2 separate regions of the Homo sapiens genome follow, and region 2 is linked to region 1. The links are chromatin loops, found by intact Hi-C in ENCODE. Cell type or tissue: MCF 10A. All regions are shown on one strand. Links, peaks and the distances in the headings refer to the core of each region. The heading gives the core; the rest is flanking DNA.

Evidence for each region. A loop is a pair of places that touch in the nucleus more often than their neighbours do. Peaks named below come from ENCODE experiments on the same cell type or tissue, not always from the same donor. Only the 100,000 strongest peaks of a DNase experiment are listed, where the experiment ranks them.
Region 2: it touches region 1 in a loop (4-fold over the local background); 2 of 110 quality-filtered maps call a loop at or near these places.

The regions. Positions count from the first base shown.
Region 1 is chr5:120,611,547-120,618,920 of GRCh38, forward strand. All of the region lies in intron 1 of PRR16 (proline rich 16), which reads left to right. Among named protein-coding and RNA genes, the nearest start is that of PRR16, 150 kb to the left of the region's middle. RefSeq lists an enhancer at 4,526-5,120. In MCF 10A, for the core only: no CTCF peak of the experiment used is centred there; a DNase peak (open chromatin) is centred at 4,615.
Region 2 is chr5:120,680,739-120,688,112 of GRCh38, forward strand. PRR16 (proline rich 16) reads left to right here. Exons shown (of 2, transcript NM_001300783.2): 2 at 5,216-6,576. The coding sequence ends at 5,971. Among named protein-coding and RNA genes, the nearest start is that of PRR16, 220 kb to the left of the region's middle. In MCF 10A, for the core only: a CTCF peak has its summit at 3,681; no DNase peak of the experiment used is centred there.

The sequences.
Region 1 (7,374 bases), core at 2,375-7,374:
ATGTAAAGCTCAAACTGTGGCTTCAGAGGGTGGAAACCCCAAGCCTTGGCAGCTTCCATGTGGTGTTGAGCCTGCAAGTACACAGAAGTCAAGAATTGGGGTCTAGGAACCTCTGCCTAGATTTCAGAAGATGTACGGGAATGTCTGGATGCCCAGGCAAAAGTTTGCTGCAGGGGTGGGGCCCACATGGAGAACCTCTGCTAGGGCAGTGCAGAAGGAAAATGTGGAGTTGGAGCCCCCCACACAGAGTCCCTACTGGGGCAATGCCTAGTGGAGCTGTGAGAAGAGGGCCACCATTCTCCAGACCCCAGAATGGTAGCTCTACCGACAGCTTGCACTGTGCACCTGGAAAAGCCACAGACACTCCATACCAGCTGGTGAGAGCAGCCAAGAGGGAGGCTGTACCCTGCACAGCCATGGGGGCGGAGCTGCCCAAGACCATGGGAACCCACCTCTTGCATCAGCGTGACCTTGATGTGAGATCTGGAGTCAAAGGAGATCATTTTGGGGCTTTAAAATTTGCTCCGCTGGATTTCAAACTTGCACAGCCCTGTAACCCCTTTGTTTTGGCCAATCTCTCCCATTTAGAATGGCTGTATTTACCCAATACCTGTACCTCCACTGTTTCTAGGAAGAAACATTGTTTCTAGCTTGCTTTTGATTTTACAGGCTCATAGGTAGAAGAGAATTGCCTTGTCTCAGGTGAAACTTGGAACTGTGGACTTTTGGGTTAATGCTGAAATGAGTTAAGACTTTGGTGGACTGTTGGGAAGGCATGATTGGTTTTGAAATGTGAGGACATGAGATTTGGAGGGGCCAGGGGTGGAATGATATGGTTTAGCTGTGTTCTGCCCACCAAATCTCAACTTGAATTGTATCTCCCAGAATTCCCCCATGGTGTGGGAGGGACAGGGGAAGGTAATTGAATCATGGGGGCCAGTCTTTCCCATGCTATTCTCGTGACGGTGAATAAGTATTACGATATCTGAAGGGTTTATCAGGCGCTTCTACTTTTGCTTCTTCCTCATTTTCTCTTGCCACCACCATGTAAGAAGTGTCTTTTGGGTCCTTCCATGATTCTGAGGCCTCCCCAGCCATGTAGAACTATAAGTCCAATTAAACCTCTTTTTCTTTCCAGTCTCAGGTATGTCTTTACCGGCAGCATGAAAACAGACTAATACACATACATATTATTTGATTTGATTCTTTTTGCAGATATACTAGTTTGTATTCTAAAATGCTAATAAATGTAATTCTTTTTATTGCATTATTTAGTGAAATATGTATATAATATTACTTGCACAAATCATAAAATTCTTAATTTGAGTATTAATGCATGTATTCCCTTGAGACTGGGCACTCAAATGGGATGATCATATTTTAATCCTGAAAACTCACATTTTTATTTTGCTAATGTGATGGATTAATAAAGAAGTCACTCTGTGCTATTTTCTGTAACTCAAACACTTATTGGGCAAAGACAAATAAGCATGAGGTATATGTTTTAAAGATTATGAGCAAAGCATACAGTTGGCAGTTCAGCAGAAATTGAAAAAACTTATAATGCAAATATTTGCCCATGAGTTTACACATGGAACATGGCTATAATGTCAAGTAAAATGAAGGAAACCTAGCAATTAAGCGTGAATTTTAAAACAAGGGTTGTGTTTGTTATTTAACTGCTGATTTTCTGAATATTCATAGAATACATAATTCAAACCAGAATTGGTATTTTATAAAAAAGAAATACTAGATTTTATATCATATTTTATCATTGCTTTTTTGGTAACTTCAGTGGAAATAAAATTTAAAGCTTCATAATTTATTTTTTTTCTGTTTACATTTTTTAAAATCCTATTATGTATTATTATAGAAAGTCAAGCTCTGTATTTTTCAATAATTACTTAAGCATATTACTAAGATTCATGTCTTGAACCCCACAAAGACATTATCAAATAACTTATATGTAGGCTTCCATTTGGGAAAAAATAGAACATAATAAAAATTTTTAGTATTTTATTTAATTCATATGATTGGTTTACATATATGATCTATTATATAATTAAATCCAGTTTTAAGCATTTGTATTGTAGGCTTTTCTTGGGTCTTCTATGCAATTTCAACAGCATACTTATATTCTAGTACTTTTAAAATACTTTTCCTTTAAGGCACTAACACATCGTTTAGATGATGGCCACTAATAATGAGACTGAACCTTGCATTTCAATTTTTTATATCCAGGCATATATGGCTCCTTTAAGAAATCTGGACTGAGAATCCAATAGCCCTCTGCTGTTTAGCCTAAGAGCTGAGCTTTAGTTGTGTTTAGGCAATAAACAAATTTCCTTTGATTCTCAGAGGATGGTGTTATAAAGATGAGTAAGAGGTTATTAATTCTCTGAAGGAACTTTTAATGTAGTCAGTTGGATAATGATTAGCATTTGAACAGAGCTTTCCTTAGTAAAGCATTTTCACACACACAGATTCAATTGGTAAGTATTTGCAGCTTGTAGTTTATGGGTGTTTGTTTGATCTCCAGATAAATCTGATGGCTTAATACAGATACATGTTTTTCTTCTGTAATCAAACTGTGACCCTGCACGTGAGACATGTTTTAAAAATATATGTCATTGAGCATAAAGGAAACAAGGAAATGTGGCAAGTTGAGTGTAAAACCTATCATGATTCCTCAAAAACCTACTCAAGTTATGTTCTCATACTGTGGGCTTTTTTGTATCTTCTTATTGGAAGAATAAGCAAATGCTTACGGTGGAGTTTTTAAAACAGATTTGGGATGTTGATTAATTCTGCACAGGCCAAAAATGTAAATGCACATTTGTCACGAATTCAGGTTTGGTACACTCCCCTCCAACAAATTCAAATCATTTTCTGTTATTTTCCAATGGCCAATGCCAAGCCTAAATTTCAGACATTTTCCTTGTAGTATGGATCATCATACTTTGGATAATTGAAAACACTTTAATGATTTACTTCAAACATTCACCAGATAATTTTCAAGCCTTTTCCACTTTGGTTTGATTAGCCTTGTCTGAGACTGTGTCTAATATACATGAGAGGAACAAAAGAAGGAATTGTTCAGCTTGTAGTTGGCAGGAATGTTCTATTGCTGAATAAGTTCACAAGTTATGGCTGGAATGATTTGGTAATAGTTTTTCCACTGTGCATAGCCAGACAATCTCAGCCAACCAGCAGAACAGAATCTATACTGTCAAAATGGAAAAAGTAGTGGCAATTATGAAGCTGGGGGATTCTGGCAGTACATGCAGAATTTGGCTCTTTCACTTTGCCATGAGGAGGAACATATAGGCACCAGCTATAGCAGCTTGCTCTGCTGCTGTATTGCCCGGAGAATATCTGACACTGAAGATTAATTACAAAGCCCAAGTTCTTGGTTCAGAATTCTTCATTCAAGTGCTCTGAGAACCTCTGTCAGTAAAGATTCTGACATGCATTGTTACTTCCCTATTCTGTTGACTGTATAACGGAAAAAAAAATAGCAAACATTTGTAAGCACTTATGTGCTTTTAAAAGTGTGAAATTCTTTCCATATATTAACTTAGTTAACTCTCACATTAACCCTATGAAGCTAGTACATTTTTTAGCCCTCTTTTCAAAGATAAGGAAACAGAAGTACAGAGAAATAGCCCCCAAGTACCTTGCCTGGGATTACATAGCTAATGAGTCTGATTATAGAAACCACACTTCTACCACCATTCTTTAGTGTCTCGATATGAAGAACACAGTTCAAGAGGAAAATCTATATTCTCTTCTATAGGCCCTTAGGCCACTTTCTATGGATTTCTTTTTCTTTCTTTTCTTTTTTTTTTTTTTTTTTGATAAAATTTTTTTTTTGGGAGAGTGGAGGTGGATACAGAGATATGTAATTTCCTTCTGAAGTATTAAAATAGAGAAAATAGTGTTTGCCATTTTTTGCTTTTCTGCTTCAGCATTATAATTTTATGAATGTCTAATTTTTTTAATAATGTCAGGAGTATTCGTTGTAGATTTAAAGTGAAATATGATTAGAAAATTTGACAGTTTTTGTTTTTGATTGTTGGTCTTGTTAAATGTTTTAACCATAAAATTAATACTGTATGATAATTAAATAATGCCTGCATACTCTATTCATTAGATTATTATTTTTAATTAGTATTTTGCAGTCAAATGTTATAATTTAGTTATAATTTAACAGAAGTGTTTTCTGTCATCCATGTGTATATAATTAATATGTAGGTGAGAATTCTGGGCGTTTTATTCATTGTCACGTTCCCAGTAACCAGGAGGGTTCCTAGCACATACTCAGTTCCCAGTGAGAGTTTATTGACTATATTCATGTGTGGATGAATGATGAAGTTAAACTCCTTGAGCTTATTCAAATGTATAATTTTGCTTTTCTTTACTAAATATTCAAGTTATTGTTGATGAAGAAAGTCAATAACATAAGAAGCAGCAAGAAGCTGAGAATAACGTGCCCTTTCTCAACCCCCACCCCAAACTGACTCTTTTGAGCTCCTTGAGGAAGAGTACTTTTTCACTCATTTCTGCATTCCTAGTACTGACACAGCGTAGTGCTCTACAAGTAGCTAACAAAGAATGAGTCAGTAATTGAGCAAGCTGGATGATCTAAGTTCTTACTCTTTTATTCATACCTCGTTTGAACAAGTCTCAAATGCAGAAACTGTAGTGTTTTGGGAGCATGTTACCAAAGTGTAAGGTGGGAATGAGGGGCCACACATTCCGGCGGCAACAATCTTGCATTTCTGAATTGAGTGCAGCCTCACAGGCCAAGCTCCAACTGCCCTCTGGAACTTAGAATCCTTATAGTATCAACATCAAGAGATCACTTAGCCTCTGCTTTAATACCTCCTTTGTCATGTAGATTTAGTGTAGTCTTTAGTTCCCATGACCCCAGAGTATGTTTCCCTGAGGTTGGCTCAGCCCATTCACATTTTGTTCAGCAAGCTTAGGTTTCCTGATGCAAGGTATCCCTTTAAATATTGGAGGATAGCCTTCATTTCCAGAGGCTACTCTATACTACCACATTAGTTGCGTGTTTATATCCGTTTCTGTGATATGCTTGACTGTCTCTTCCTGATGACTGTCCTTAGAGCTGGTCCTAATATGTCTATATTAATAACTCATTGGGCTGCAAGACAAAAACAATATTGAATGATGAGTCAGTGGTAACCTACAAAGCATCCAGTGATTTGCTATGGTATACTGTTTTCAGAAAGAATATGTACTCAGTAAATGTTCTTGAAGACTTGATTGATTGACTGATCAATACTCATACTTCTTATGTTTTCACTCACAATACGTGGTCTTTCACATGCACTTCCTTCCTAGACATGTTCTGTGTTCACTCTTCTCTTCCATCCATGTGTAATTTCCATCAGTATATCCTATTCCTTCATGACGAATGCCTCCCCATCCATTCATAACCTCCTGCACCATGTCCAGTCCAGTGTTTTTTGGAAAGTCTAAAGTAAATGAACTATTTTTTAAAGTTTTCTAATTTTTTTAACAGAAGCTCCATTACCTACTCCCACCTCCCCACATGATGAAACAGGGAAACAGTGCTGCAGGCATACAGTGACAACAGGACATCAGGAAATGCCCAAGAAGGTCAGCCCCACCTTAACATGATGTTTGCAGGAATTTGGACAGCACATACCAACATTTCTAAGAAACATGCAAACCAATATATCATTTGTAATTCAAAATATATGTAAGAGTTGCAATTAACAATCAGGTCTCTTTGAATATTAAAGTTATCAAGTGATGACCATGAATAACATGATTAACACTCACAACACTATTTATCATCATATAAATGGTCATATCTTCAGTCTGTGTTTTATGTTTAAATTCCACATAAGGAAATAAGTATAATAATATCATAAATTTCAGCAATGTTTTATTTTTAAGGCTCCAAAAATATTTTAAGAAATATTTGTTGTTTGTTCAAAACCGCAAGATTTAACGTCCAAGGTATCACAATTAATGAGGTCATGTTAGAATATTCACACTTTTTATTAACAAAATCAGTTTACATTTTGATAAGTTATCTTTATATATGTCAATTGTAGGAAATTAATTTTAGTCATTAAAAAACAAAAATTTTATAAAAGATATGATAATTTAAATTCACATATTAAGACAATAGTCTTTTTTTAAAGATTGGTTTATGGTGCACAGAATTCATTCATGACATCAGAAGCATATTCATAACATAATCTTGGTTATGCCATATGTGACCATAAGAACGATCATTACCTTTAACAGCTGTGAATTCCTAACAAAGTGAAAACATGCATAGTCAAGGTCAATAATTTTTTTTATTGCAATTTTCCATTTTCCCATCATCAAAGGCTGTCAGTACAGGTTTCTTTGGTCTCAGTATTTTTCTGCATATAAAAGAACGTGGGTTTATTGCTCATTATGCTCTGGTGCTTCTGGGACAATCATTTCAACACCTTAATCTATGTAAGACTCTAGTTATTTTTTGTGTTAAATATGGATACCAAATTTTTCCACTTGTAGATAAAACCTGAAAGATGCCATGATTAGTCAACTATTGGATTTTAAGAATAAATCTGTTATATCTAAAATCAAATATAAAAGATGTCTGGATAATGTCAAATATTAGAGATATATTAACATGTTTACAATTACTGTTTTTCTTTAATCAGTTGCATTCTTTTGTCATGCATTTGACAACACTCTATTTGAATGAATTCTCATGAGTAGTGTTGATTTTGTTGTTGAGTGCCATTAAATAAAATTTCTATATTAGCATATAGTGATTTTAAGAATGTAATAAGTAAACTATTTTTAGTTTTGAGATTATAGTAATTATACTGTTTTTTAACAGTTTGTTAGGTGCTGTGTCATGAATCAAGTCTTCATTTTAATGTGTTCTAATTGTTGTAAAACAAGAGGGAATGGTATTTGGAATTTAGCTATATTTATCTTCTCAATCAAATTCTACTTCAGAGGTAAGTAAAAAAGAAGTTATAGCAAATCACATAAAATGGACAAAAAAGGTATACTGAAAAGAAAATAAATTGTTGATTATCTCAGGATAAAGAGGAAAAAGTAAATTTAAAAGTCTGCCTGTGTCTGTTATTGCTAAGAGAGACCAATGGATAAATACTTGGGATTCTTATTTTTTTTGTTTCCTTTCCTTTTTTTTTTAATCAATTATGTGAATTCACCTCGAAGCTATACAACTCTGATATTAACTTCCCAATTAGCAGTTTGCCAAGTCACTTATTCAACTTGAATTCCTGAGACCTTATTCAATGGAATTCATAAGACGTTCACCTGACCTAAAGGACCAGAAAATTCAAG
Region 2 (7,374 bases), core at 1,446-6,445, 68 kb after region 1:
GAGTTTGAAATGTTATGTTGTTTTCTCAAGTTTGCATGACCTCAATTACTAGTAAGACTGAGTGTGTGGTTTTTAGTGTTTGGAAATTTGTGTTCACTTCACGTGAATTGCTACTTCATAATCTTTTTTCCACTCGTGTGTGTGTACACATGAACATAAACTCTAAATTATGTTTTATTTATTTATTCACCTAAGTTGGTATAGATACTATATGTTGCTTTGCTTAAGAAAGATTTGGACTAAGTTCTGTGCTTGGAATTAACATGGCTGCATCAGGTTGCATCTGGATATTTGCCTGATAATATCTTATTTCTATAACTTTATATTGTCTTTCTGTGTCTCTTTTTGGCAGCAATCACTACTTTTATACATTATTTTAATCTATTTACACTCTTGTAATTGCAAATATATTGGCATCATTTATTCTATTGTATAGAGTGACTTTCATTTACGATGCTTTTCGTTGTCATTTTTTAAGATTTCTTATTTTCTGCCTTGTTAGATTTATTGAGTTTCCTTTGCTCACTTTTTATTTCTTATTTATTTTGGAAGTGATAATTTTATATCTGTTATTTCAATAGTTTCTGCAAAATTTACACATGCACTTTTGACTTAATAAAGTTAATCAGTATCAGATAGATAATAATTTTCCTCACACACACAACAAAGACAATGAACTTAAATAGTTTAATTCTGATTGTCCTACAGACATGTTCTTTTTCCTAGTATTTAGCTTCACATTTTTCTTACCCTGTCCCAAATTAGTCATTAATATATTATGTTTTGTAATCAATGCATAACTTGACTTACTTGTTTACCAATGCCTTTGTTTATCTATGCTTCTTGCATTCCAGTTCTTCCTTCTGATTATTTACCTTTCACTGAATTTTCATTTATCAATACTTTCAATACTGAGCTATAAGAGCAATACTCTCTCAGTCTTTGTTGTCTAAAAATGTCTATTTCTCTCACTTCTATATCAGTTAAACTATATTAACATTCCCAATTATTTTTCAGTATGAACCTATTCCTAAATTTTCTTGGGACCACTGTTACTTGTGGGAAGATCTGTCAGCTTAATTTTTGTTACTCTATAAATACTTGGTGTTCCCTTTTTTGTGGTTGTAAAACTTTTATCATTGCTTTTCAGTGTTTTCTGGTTTCACTATGGTATGTCTGAGTGAGAGTTTGTTTATATTTTCTTGTTTGAAACTGTGTACTTTAGAGGACACTTCAGTTCTGAAAGTACTAATTCATTGTCTGTTTGAATACTACATCTCTCACTTCTGCAACTCTTTAAAAGAAAAATATGTGGTACTTTATCATATCATCTCAAAGGCTCTCACAGGATAGCTGCTACCTAACTATCCAACCTCATCTCTCACAGTGCCCTTGAGCCAAAACAGTCTTTAAATCACTCACACTCAGGTGATCTCTTCTGTCAGAGGACCTTTATCAGGCTCTTTTCTGAGCAGACTGCTTGAACCACTCTTCTGCCAGTAAGCTCCAACTCATCCTTACAGAATGCTTCACTAACCTTTCTGATGGGGTCTTCCTCTTCTCTTATAACATCTTATATTCTTCAGAGCGCTTGAGCTAGTTGCACTTTTAAAATTACTTGTTTGAAGATCTAGTCAAAGTGAGGCCCTTTCATGGATTGTCTGCTCCATGAAAGCAGTGTTTTGTTTGTTTTTTATTCTCTTGGAATTTTATAGGCACTCAGGAAATAACGTAGAGACTGAAACCAGGTAGGAAGCATAAAACCAGCAGGAACTGAGGTGGCATTTATTCATCTCTGAAAATCAGCTTCACTGCCCTCCTAAAAGACCTGTTTTCTCTCATTTGCTGCAGAATTTACTATGATAAAATGTGTGGGGTAGATAACCTCCAGGTGAAATAGGACAAGGACCCATGAGCCAAGACTGTCTCTCTACCTCTCACATTCTTTAGATAGCCTTTCACTTTAGTTTCTAGACAGAGCTTGAGAATATGCAACCAACTCAGTGGTCATTTATGGATAAATTCTTTCCTTCCCATTTTCTTCTAGAATAACTGAATAAGTTTTGAAGTAACAACCACTTCCAAGAATCAAATTGGAGAGAAAATGCTTTTGCTCACACTTAAACTGAAGAAATAACCCTCGGAGCATTTACTTAACAAATATTTGCTGAGCCCCTAATTAGTACCGGTTGTTATGTTAGGCCTTTAGAATGCAATAGGAAAAATTTTAAGGATGTGTCAGAGTTAACCTGACTAAGAGAAGAAGGAAGAGCATTTCAAGAAGAAATAATGGTTTGTGCAAACATTCTGTGGCAGGAAGCAGACAAGCAATTTTGAGGGCCTAAAGAATACCAGAGAGATTGGGAACAGAAATACAGAGTTGAGGACTGAGAGTTATTTAGGAGCATGAGACAATGACTAGAACTGACTCATACTAGCTAAAAATCAATCATATTTTTTAAAAATTTTGTGAGCTGGTTGGTTGTTAAACACAACAGTTACTAAAAGTGAAACTGGGCTGAAGCGAGTGGATCATGAGGTCAGGCGTTTGAGACCAGCCTGGCCAACATAGTGAAATCCCGTCTCTTTTTGTATTTTGTAAAAATACAAAAAATTAGGTGGGTGTGGTGGTGGCTGCCTGTAATCCCAGCTACTTGGGAGGCTGAGGTGGGAGAATTGCTTGAACCTGGGAGATGGAGGTTGCGGTGAGCTGAGATCGCATCACTGCACTCCAGCCTGGGCGACAGTGTGACACTCCGTCTCAAAAAAAAAAAAAAAAGTGAAACTGTATAAACAAACTAATTACATTAAAAACAAAGGTTTTCTAATTGTTCCCTGTTATTTTTAATTATTTTACTGCAGTTCACTATTATTTGTGCTCCTGAGTTTATTTATGTATAGTACACTTTTTAATTGTATGCTACTGTACATTTATTCCCAACCTCAGGTTCAGTAATGTCACATGACTAACCTGAAATCAACCACAGTGGAATTTTACACAAAACCTTTCAAATGAAGACTTCCTTACACTGCCAAGAGCCAGCTGATAAACACCAGTATTCCATTGAGTGAGACTATGCAGAATCCTGAAGTCTGTTTTCAGAATTGATCTTTATCACAGGAGAAATGAGCAGACATAGAAAGGATTTAAACAGGGAGTTAACAAAAGCACACTTCTGCTTCAAAAAAAAAAAAAACCAAAAAAGTCATTGAGACTACTGAAATGAAAAAAAGCAAAGTGGCTTTGGATAGTCCATACAGTAAATCATAGAGGCTCAGAGTAGGATGACAGAAGTGAAAATGGAGGAAAGTGAATGGATTTAAGATTCGTTATTTAGGAGCTAAAATAGAAGGACTTGTTCTCCTGACCAGAAGGTGAGTGAAAGGGTGATATCAAATAGAGTTTCTGGATTTCTGATTATTCAGATGTGAGGTTTGTGCTGTCATTTGCTAAAATAGAAAATACTAGAAGAAATTTGTTGAATTTACTATATTTGTTGAATGTTTTGAAACTGCTGAGTTTGCAGGCCTTCGAGACATCCAAAGACTGAGCCCTGGTGGCCTTTACCTGCCTGGTGGAATCAATCACTTAAGAGCCTCATGAGGAGGAAGTAAAGTCTATATCCTGTCCAACGTCTAGATGCTTTTGGTGTTTTCATTTTGAGCCCAATCCTGCCACCATGTGACAAAGAGCCAACTTCACAGTTGATTAAACTTAGACCTAAGTAAGAGAGGAGGGAAAAATCTCCATATGGAATAAATGTGATGGAAATGTGTGAAATGAAGGAACTGTCTCCTTACATAAACTATTTTTAAAACAATCCATAACTTTTCCATTCTCATATGTGTATAACAGTGCAGGTATGGTGGCTATGAGAATGGCCTCCAAGACCTCTGAATGCAGAGTGTAAATGACTGAGGACCCTGATGCTGTACTCTGAAAGTCAGCATTTGAGCAGTGACCACACTGCTGCTCCCAGCCAATGACTGAACAGGGCAGAGACAGTAAGGTTGCCCTGTTATGGGAGATGTCAGACTCCCCAGTATCCTTGCCAAAGTCTCCTTAGAACTGCATTGTCTAAGATACTTCCATTCAATGTTCCTATCTTCACAACCTCTCTCCTTAACGTGGGTTCCCACCTGTCTTATGCTCTGATGCCTCTGCCAGCCTTATCTGAGTCCCTGGCTCCTCTGCCTGGTACCTGTAGTAGCCCTTGACTGGTGTGACTTCCTGTCATTCACCCAGTGATAGTAAACATCTGCTTTGTATTAGTTTAGGGTCCTGGGCCCAGATAATTTTCTTTCCCTTTCTCCAAGGCGAGACAGCTTTTGCTTCTACCCTCTCTCAGAAGCAAAATATCTTTGCCTGTGTCTTACAGGTTGGAGGGTTTCTTGCTACTGCACCAGTAAAGGTTCTGCTTTATAAGGGAGAACAGTCTGAGAAGTAAATGGGGTTTTGTGCCTGTGTGCCCACCAGGGGCTCTCTTCCATCTCTTTCCTCCTCTCAGCATGAGAGGTCTGTGTAAAGGAGGCCATGAGTGAGTACAGATGATACTGTGTCTGAGACTCCCAAGGATTCTAAATTGTCATAATAGCACATATTCAACCTTTAATTAGTCATCAAAGTTTTAGTTGCTTTCTTCATTCACTCTGATGGTTGCTGCCTTTTTTTCCTGTGATTTTCTAAAGGTTGAACAGTTGATGTTTTCTGTATATCCTCAGAGGGCTTGAAACTCTCAACAGTTGAGTTCATTTGGTTGCCTTGTGAGGTCAAGTCTCTGTTGGTCTCAAGAAAATTATGATTTTGCAGATTATCTTTTTTTTTAATTTCAAGATTGGAAGCAATGTTCTCCTACAGCTTTCTGCATGTTAAGCAGAAGGGAAATGCCCTCTGATTATTTTTAAAAATCAGTTATATTCCTGCATCAGGTTTCATATTTTATGGGTGGGTATATCAGAGTCAGAAATAGAATGTATATATAAATCATATGTTATGTTCTAAGCATGTTAAATTATATTATCATACAGTTGGTCCTCTGTGTGATGGTCACTATTCTGTAAATTTATTGACTGAAAACATCAAGCAGCAATGGAATGTTCAGTTCAATATCAGTTAAGGCTTCCATAGCAGATTTCCCCTAGACAAAAATAAATTGTTTCTAGTATACTTTGTTTGGGTCATTCTTCAAAACAATTACCTTGTCCTTTCCACTAGGTGGTTGACCAGATTGACACCCTGACCTCTGACCTACAGCTGGAGGATGAGATGACTGACAGCTCCAAAACGGACACGCTGAATAGTAGCTCAAGTGGCACAACAGCCTCCAGCCTAGAGAAGATCAAAGTGCAGGCTAATGCACCGCTTATTAAACCCCCAGCACACCCGTCTGCTATCCTCACGGTCCTGAGAAAGCCAAACCCTCCACCACCTCCTCCAAGGTTGACACCTGTGAAGTGTGAAGACCCCAAAAGGGTGGTTCCAACTGCCAATCCTGTAAAAACCAATGGCACCCTTCTACGAAATGGAGGCTTACCAGGTGGACCTAACAAAATTCCAAATGGAGATATCTGCTGCATACCCAACAGTAACTTGGACAAGGCTCCAGTCCAGCTTCTGATGCATAGACCTGAAAAAGACAGATGTCCCCAGGCAGGGCCTCGAGAACGAGTTCGGTTTAATGAAAAAGTACAGTACCATGGCTATTGTCCTGACTGTGATACCCGGTATAACATAAAAAACAGGGAGGTCCACTTACACAGTGAACCTGTCCACCCACCGGGAAAGATTCCTCACCAAGGCCCTCCCCTCCCTCCTACACCCCATCTCCCTCCTTTCCCACTAGAAAATGGGGGAATGGGAATAAGCCACAGTAACAGCTTCCCCCCTATCAGACCTGCAACTGTGCCTCCTCCCACTGCACCAAAACCACAGAAGACGATCTTGAGGAAGTCAACCACTACAACCGTGTGATGTATGCCATTAAAAAAATTGTTTTTTTAATTTTCTATATTATAAACATAAAATAAGTAATGAGCACTTTCTACTCAAGCAATAAAAAGCCCAAATATATTAATCCTGCATTCAGCAAAGTGGCATAAAAATCACCTGGTAAGTATGCAGCACATTGCTTATATCCTGGGTATGCATTATTTTAAATGTTGTATCATTAAAAACCTCAGAATGATGAAAAATATGAATGATGCATTGTTTTTGCAATTGACCTATGACAAACTGTGAACCTGCAGATTTCACCTATTTTGATTTACTATAAGAGCTGGGATTTGATTCATTTTATTTATGCCTAAGTCATCTATGCATTAACATGTCATATTCTTAACTTTGATCTAATGCTTTTTACTAGGAAATTTTAATACTGAAGGACTATTTTATTATTTTTTTCTAAAGATGTTTGTCACTAGTTTTTCATTATTAAATGCTGAGGCCAATACCAAGAAGTTTATTTTCTATATTATACAATTATGAATTACATGCTCAGCTATATATGTAATAAAATACTTTGGTCTGTGGAAATATTGTTAAATCAATAAACAATAGTAAATAATGACAAAAGCAAATGTTCCTCAGAATTAAAATGAAGTAGTGGTTCATTTAATCTCACTTAACATTCCTCAATATGGGCAGCAAATCTGACAGAGTTTGGAGAAGTTACAGTGAGTGTATATCAGAATTTTCTAAATGAAATATCATATTCCACATCATAAATCAAAATCTACACACTACATATTTTATACTTCCATTTGGTACTTCAAGAGCCTTCTGTTGAACTCTCCCTATGTTGCCAAGCCCTCCTCATACTCAGCATTCTTCCAGGATGTACCCTAAACTATTACATTGAGGCTGTAGGGTGTTTTGCCTCCTGCATTAGCAAGCTCTCTGCCTCCCCAAGTGGACCCACATTTATAGGAGAATTATAGGGGGATATCTGAATGCTTCTGGTATCAGGATGTGTTCAGCATTTGGCGTAAGTTTTTCCCCCTCAGAGTTGAAAGATACCATGGGCCGTTGCTGTCTTCTAAAAGAAAGAGAAGAAATCTTTCCTTCTAACATCAAATAAAAATCCTCCTCTTCCGTCTTATCTACCAACTTAACAAACTTTACCCACCCATGGTCCAAATTTAACTTCCAATTTTATTAATTTCAACTGATGAGATATTTTGTCCTGGAGCTGGAAATGAGTTTCTCTCCCCTAGAGTTATGATGAGGACAGGTTCCTGAAAACAAAATTGGTTCATTAGTGGTAAGAGTAGAGGGAGTCATCTTTTGTGGAAATGTATTTATGGCATAACTTGATAAAGAATCCAATGACTTTTATGAATAGTTGGCTTTTGATCTCAAAACTGTAATCTTTGCAC